2 separate regions of the Homo sapiens genome follow, and region 1 is linked to region 2. A link is an interaction called in ENCODE POLR2A ChIA-PET data of the cell type or tissue named here. Cell type or tissue: CD4-positive, alpha-beta T cell. All regions are shown on one strand. Links, peaks and the distances in the headings refer to the core of each region. The heading gives the core; the rest is flanking DNA. Region 1 holds the start of LOC105373195 (a long non-coding RNA gene). Region 2 holds the start of LOC124905188 (a long non-coding RNA gene).

Region 1 (2,904 bases), core at 315-2,814, 150 kb before region 2:
CTGCCTAGCACCAGAGTTTGGAGTCTTACCCAATTCTCCATATTGGCTCAGGGCTTGTGCTATGTTTTCAGCCTAGCTTTGTCCACTGCCCTTCTTCACCTTCCATCCTTCCCCATACCCTTGTAAGCCTCCCGCCCCCAAGGTTCATTAAGGCAGACTCCAGAGCCACGTACTGTTCACAGCTCCAGAAAAGTACCCAAGGTTTTTCACGCCTGGCTGTATTTGTCATGATAGAACCTCTGCATGAAAGGCAAGGGGGTCTGTGGGGCAGACGACTATCCATGACATTATTGTCCTTACAGCCCAGAACGATAAAGGCTAGGGGATTGAAGAGGCGGAGAAAGCGGTTAGAGACTCTCCATAGAAATTGTCTCAGCCCCGCCCCTTAAATTCACTTTCTAGCCGCAGCTCCTTGAATTTACGTCCGAGCCACGCCTCCAATTAAACTGTCTCCCCACCCTCATCTCAAGTAATCCCCAAAGCTCCACCTCCTTAAAGAATCTTGGGCCCGGCCATTTGAACACCTCCAGACCTTATCTTCCTATCTCCCTTTAATAAAGCGCAGAAAACATTTCTCAAATAACACCTTTAGGATTATCTCCAAATATGGTCACACACACAGGCAAACTCCATTCGGCCCACCCTGGAGAATGCTACTTCAAAATTTGGCTCCTGTGGGGAACATCGCACACCGGGGCCTGTCGTGGGGTGGAGGGATGGGGGAGGGATAGCATTAGGAGATATACCTAATGTAAATGATGAGTTAATGGATGCAACACACCAACATGGCACATGTATACATATGTAACAAACCTGCACGTTGTGCACATGTACCCTGGAACTTAAAGTATAATAATGATAATAAAAAAAATTTGACTCCCGAACCTTCCAGAGCACACCCTTTAATCAGCCTCTAACCGTCATCCCATTCCTGACATCGCAAGCCCCGCCCCCATGGGCCTATAGGCTCCATCCCCATGACTCACATTTCAGGCCTGCCCCTTCGCTGCGTGCTCGCCCCCAGCACTCTCCAGGCCTCAAGCCCTCGGAAAGGACCCTCAAGGCCCCGCCGACCAGAACGGGGATCCAGCTACGCACACTCAACTAATCTGGCCCTCACCTACTGCGATAACCCTCAAGGAATATTCTAGGATAACCCCAAGGATCCTTCGAAGCATCCTCCGAAGCATCCTCCGATCCCCGCCCTCCCAAATCGCGCCCCTTGGCCCCACCCAAGGCAGGGCAGTAGCTGCTGACCCCCCAGGCCTGCTCCTCTGAACCCAGCTCCTCTCCGAACCTGCCCCCTGGGAGGCCCCACCCCCGTCACACACCCTCCTTCCGGCGCAGGCGCAATGTGGCGCCCGCCCTGTGTACTAGCGCCGCCACATCGACCGCAGCCCTCGCAGCCAGGGGGCGCGCGTCCAGCCGCGCCAGGAGCGGAAGGGCGCTGGGGCACGCGGGCGGGAGGGGCCCAGGCCTGCGCGCAAGAGGGGACAGGTCAACGCCGACCATCGGCCTCCGCCAACCCCCATGCTTCCGGACGCTCAAAGACTAGAAATGCCCCTCAGGATACCCGGCGACCCCTGGCCACTCCCTCGGTAGTTTCGGAGGTCACTGCTGTCCCTCCCCTCTCATGCGATCCCCGACCATCGCGGGTAGCGGGTGCACCCCCAGCCTGCTCTCACGGTGTCCCTGGAGATCGCTGTTTGACTGCAATAGTCCTAGACACCTCCGAACACCCCGTGAGGTCCTCGACTGCCCCCTAATCACCCTGGATGCCCAACTCTTCATCCACGATATCTCAGGGGACCCATTTCCCCCAGATATCCCGGGAGAACACGGCCTGACCCCGTAGCCCCGGAACCCCCAATTCCCCCTCTAGGTATCCTAGGCAACCGCTGCTACCCCCATGAATTCCCTCAGAGGGCCCGTTCCCCCCATGGCCCACATACCTCCAGAGTCCCCCTCCACAGGTCCCCAGGGGCCCCCAGCTCCCCTCCCCCCAGTTCACTAAGACCCTGAGTGCCCAGGTGTCCCCAGTGACCACGGGCAGACCCCTCCCCGCACATCTGCACGTCTCCCTGGAGACTCCTGAGAGCCCCTCCCCTGCTCTGGTGCGCGGCCCTTTCCCTCGTGTGTGGGTGTGGGTAGGGGACCTCCAGCCCAGCCTCCATCGCTGGGCCCCTGCCCCCTGCCACCTTCACTTGGGCGCCAGAGCCGCTCTGTTTACCACCTGTCAGAAGGAAAAGGTGTGGAGCAGACAGGCGGGACGGGGGTGGCGGCGACTCGCTCTGTCCTTCCCCAACATCCCCAATCCCTGTACTTCCTCTGCTCCCCTTAGGGTTCGCGGCGCCCCCTGTGCGCGGCTCCATGGCCAGTAGTCGGCCGGGTGGACGCAGGGCAGCCAGCGACGAGTTTTGAGCTCTGGGGCGTGCTCACCTGGTGACCCGCTCAGACCCTGGAAACAGGGTGGCGGGCCCGTGCCTGGTTCCTGTATCTGCGGGGTGGCCTATCTGGCGGCCAGCAAGGAGGCCTCCGTTAGCTGAGGACGCTGGGCTGGCTCCTTTTTCCACTCTGGGATGTTGCTATTCCAGCATAGGAAGGGGCAGTCGAAGCCCAGAGAAATTAGGGTACTGTCTGACCTCTGACAACTAAAAGCAGGGACGCAGAACTGGAGCCCGAGTTTACTAGGAAACTCTGCAATTTCCACCAGAGCTTTGCACAAGTAGGCACTCAGTATATTTGCAGGGAAAGTTTATCTCCCACTGTCCCTATTGGGAAACTGGAAATGTGTGGTGGGACTGAGTACCGTTGGAGCTTTTGGAGCCAAAGAATGGTTTGGTGCTCTGGGCATTATGAGGTTGCGGAACTCAAAAATTGGAGAGGGTGGGCTGGGCGCGGTGG
Region 2 (2,904 bases), core at 245-2,744:
AAAATCAGGAAATTTAACAATGAGAAAATGCAGTCATTTATTACACAGTGTATACTCAAATTTCGCCAGTTCTCCAGACAATTTCTTTTTTCCTTTTTTTTTTTTTCCTTTGTTGAGACGGAGTCTCTCTCTGTTGCCCAGGTTGGAGTGCAGTAGTGCAATCTTGGCTCACTGCAACCTACACCTCCCAGGTTGAAGGGATTCTCTTGCCTCAGCCTCCCATGTAGCTAGGACTACAGGGCCTGGCCACCGTGCCTGAGTAATGTTTCCTTTTTTTTGTTTGTTTGTATTTTTAGTAGAGATAGGGTTCGCCCTGTTGTCCAGGCTGGTCTTGAACTTCTGACCTCACCTGATCTGCCCACCTTGGCATCCCAAAATGTTTGGATTACAGTTGTGATGGAACAGGAATTAAAAGAAATTAAAGAATGTGTAAGCAAAAACTCAGTTGTATGTAAGAAAACCCAATTTCCCCTGAGGAAGAGAAAGAGCTGGAGTCCTTTAAAATTAACTGCCTGTTTTTCCTTCTGTGGCTAGTGAGTCTTATCTCTCCCTTTCCGAGGCATTGTGAAGACCCTGTTTCTCTAGTTGTGCAGCTGCAAGGTCACTAGACAGATAATCTCAAGTGGTAAAACATGTTGTTCCTTGAAAAGTAAGAAATAATGTAATGCATGTTTCAATTGAGTAACTGTATTTGTTTCCCACTTCTGTAATATGCTTCCCCTGCACAGATCTCCCCCTGCCCCACGAAATGCTTAAAAGATAGCTTGACTCTTTGTTTGGGGCTCAGTCCTTTGGATGTTAATCTGACTAGGTCGGTGCATCTAAATAATTAAATAATTCCTCCTCAACCCCTCGGTCTCTCTGATTCCTTAATTATCCTGCAGCATTTCTGGTGACCCGGACAGGGATTGGAGATGGCAGATTTACTGTCTCCTTTGTCTGTGGGACTAGAGCCCCACGGCCAGGGGAGACCTGGTATCCAAGGCGTGCCGTAGGGGAGCTTCACCTGGATGGAGACTGGCTCTCCCGGCATCCCAGTGGCCTAGCTGGCTGCACAACGGAACTGGAGACGGGGCTGCAGCATGATACCAGCACTTCAGGTACCACAGTAAGGAGAAAGGGCCCAAGGCAGGAAAGCCCATCCCATAGGGATGAAGGGGAGCTTGATCACCTCCCGGGGACCGACCACTAATCCAACCCAGAGTGGCTGGGGGGCAGCAGGAGTGGCCTGCCAATTTGGATGAACCTCATGTCCCCCTAATAAAGTGAAAGTGGCTCAGTGGTGGAGAAAATGGGCCAATAGAGTGGCAAGTGCAGCAAGGAAGAGCTTGCTGGCAGGGTGCAAGAGTGGCTTGCCAGCCCAACTGGGAGTGTGTGGGTGTGTGTGTGGACCTACCCAGGACATGAGAGAGGCTCGTTTCGTCTGATGAGGAGTCCTGGGGTAGGAGTGGTGTGTAGGTGTGTGAATGTGGGAGCCTAACTAGGCTCACCCAGGACACGGGAGAGGCCCGTTTTGTCCGATGAGGAGTCCTGGGGCAGGGGACATGTGTGAAAGTGTGTGAAAGAGACGGTCTCGGGAGAGGCCAATGCGGGGAGTGACGTGGGGAAGCACAGATCCCTTAGCGTGGGCTGTGTGCTCTGAGGCAAGTGCGGGGGAAATCAGACCTAGGACGTTGTGTACAGCTGATAGGACCAGCTCCATGGCCACAGCAGGCTGTGAGAGGGGAAGGCACGTTCCTGGCTAAGCAGCCTCTGAAACTCCCATAATAGGACCCAGTCTAGTGGACCCGAGAGTGAAAGTGAGAGTGAAAGTGCGCCACAAGGGAGGAAATGGGAGGAAAAGTGTTGAAACCAACTCCTTTGGAGTGCATGATGAAAAAATTTAAAAAAAGATTTAGAGGTGATTATGGGATGAAACTGGATGCTCAAAAGTTAAGGACATACTGTGAATTAGAATAGCCCTCTTTTAGTGTCAGATGGCGGGCCGAAGGCACTACAGAGAAATTGGCCATGTGTTTTAAGGTGGTGACTAGGGTCAGAGGACAGCCAGGGCATTCAGACCTAGTCTTTACATTGATGACTAAATGAATGCAGCCCTGCCTAGCAGTTTATTGTAGAATGCTCGCAGCTCATGCCAAGAGAAACCAGCTGCTCTGACGGCTACAGAGTTAAAGGGAAAGTCACAGAGGCTTGTAACTCCAAAAGTAAAAAGTGAAAAGTAAAAGCCAAAAGTGAAAGTAAAAATCAGCTGCCCTGGCAGCTATGGAAACAAAAGAAAAGTCTGAGGAAGGAGAAAACTGGTTTTGCAAGAACCACAGGAGGGAATAGAGACCCCTCCTCCCTACATTCCAATCTACCCCCCTTTACTAAGGCTAACTGCCCCTAAGGAGTTAAGTTCAAAGAGATACAGGCTCCCAGTCTCACAGAAGGAGAAATCAGAGCTCCAGGAAGTTAAAGTGAAAAGCTAGAAAAGTCAGGTAGGCCGTCTCAGGTCTGGCCATGCCGAAGTTATGCTTACGCCTCTTACGAGGACAAAAGGACCCCCACTAGGACCCAGATGATGCAGTCTGGCTTCAACACCTACGAAGGTGCCGAGAAACACTTCTGCAAAAGCTAAAGGATAGTAAAAGAAAAAGACAACCAATATAAAAAATCTCAGAGGTGCTCCAGGGTGCAGATAAAAGCACCAGCCAGTTTTAAGAAAGACTTTGTGAGGCATTTTGGGTGTACACTCCGTTTAACCCCAAGGCTGCTGAAAATCAGTGCATGGTGAATACAACATTTGTAAGTCAGGGCCAAGGAGATATTAGGCATAAATTGCAGAAGTTAGAAGCTCCGTAGGTGTGAATGCTACTCAGCTTATTAAAGTGGCTACCAAGGTGTACATTAACTGAGATCAGGAGG

Evidence for each region. Peaks named below come from ENCODE experiments on the same cell type or tissue, not always from the same donor. Only the 100,000 strongest peaks of a DNase experiment are listed, where the experiment ranks them.
Region 1: POLR2A ChIA-PET joins it to region 2 with 7 read pairs; 2 of 35 experiments call an interaction of 5 or more read pairs at or near these places.

Annotation. Positions count from the first base shown.
Region 1 is chrX:49,154,980-49,157,883 of GRCh38, forward strand. It overlaps LOC105373195 (a long non-coding RNA gene), which reads right to left and starts at 1,299. Exons shown (of 3, transcript XR_007068230.1): 1 at 987-1,299. RefSeq lists cis regulatory regions at 169-1,629, 1,410-1,425, enhancers at 980-1,129, 1,345-1,489, 1,850-2,548 and a silencer at 1,320-1,639. In CD4-positive, alpha-beta T cell, for the core only: a CTCF peak has its summit at 1,422; DNase peaks (open chromatin) are centred at 432, 972 and 1,352; H3K4me3 peaks cover 1,569 bases; H3K27ac peaks cover 524 bases.
Region 2 is chrX:49,307,383-49,310,286 of GRCh38, forward strand. The region is part of intron 3 of GAGE10 (G antigen 10); the gene reads left to right. It overlaps LOC124905188 (a long non-coding RNA gene), which reads left to right and starts at 463. Exons shown (of 3, transcript XR_007068231.1): 1 at 463-1,100. In CD4-positive, alpha-beta T cell, for the core only: no CTCF peak of the experiment used is centred there; DNase peaks (open chromatin) are centred at 1,729 and 2,149; H3K4me3 peaks cover 1,468 bases; H3K27ac peaks cover 1,330 bases.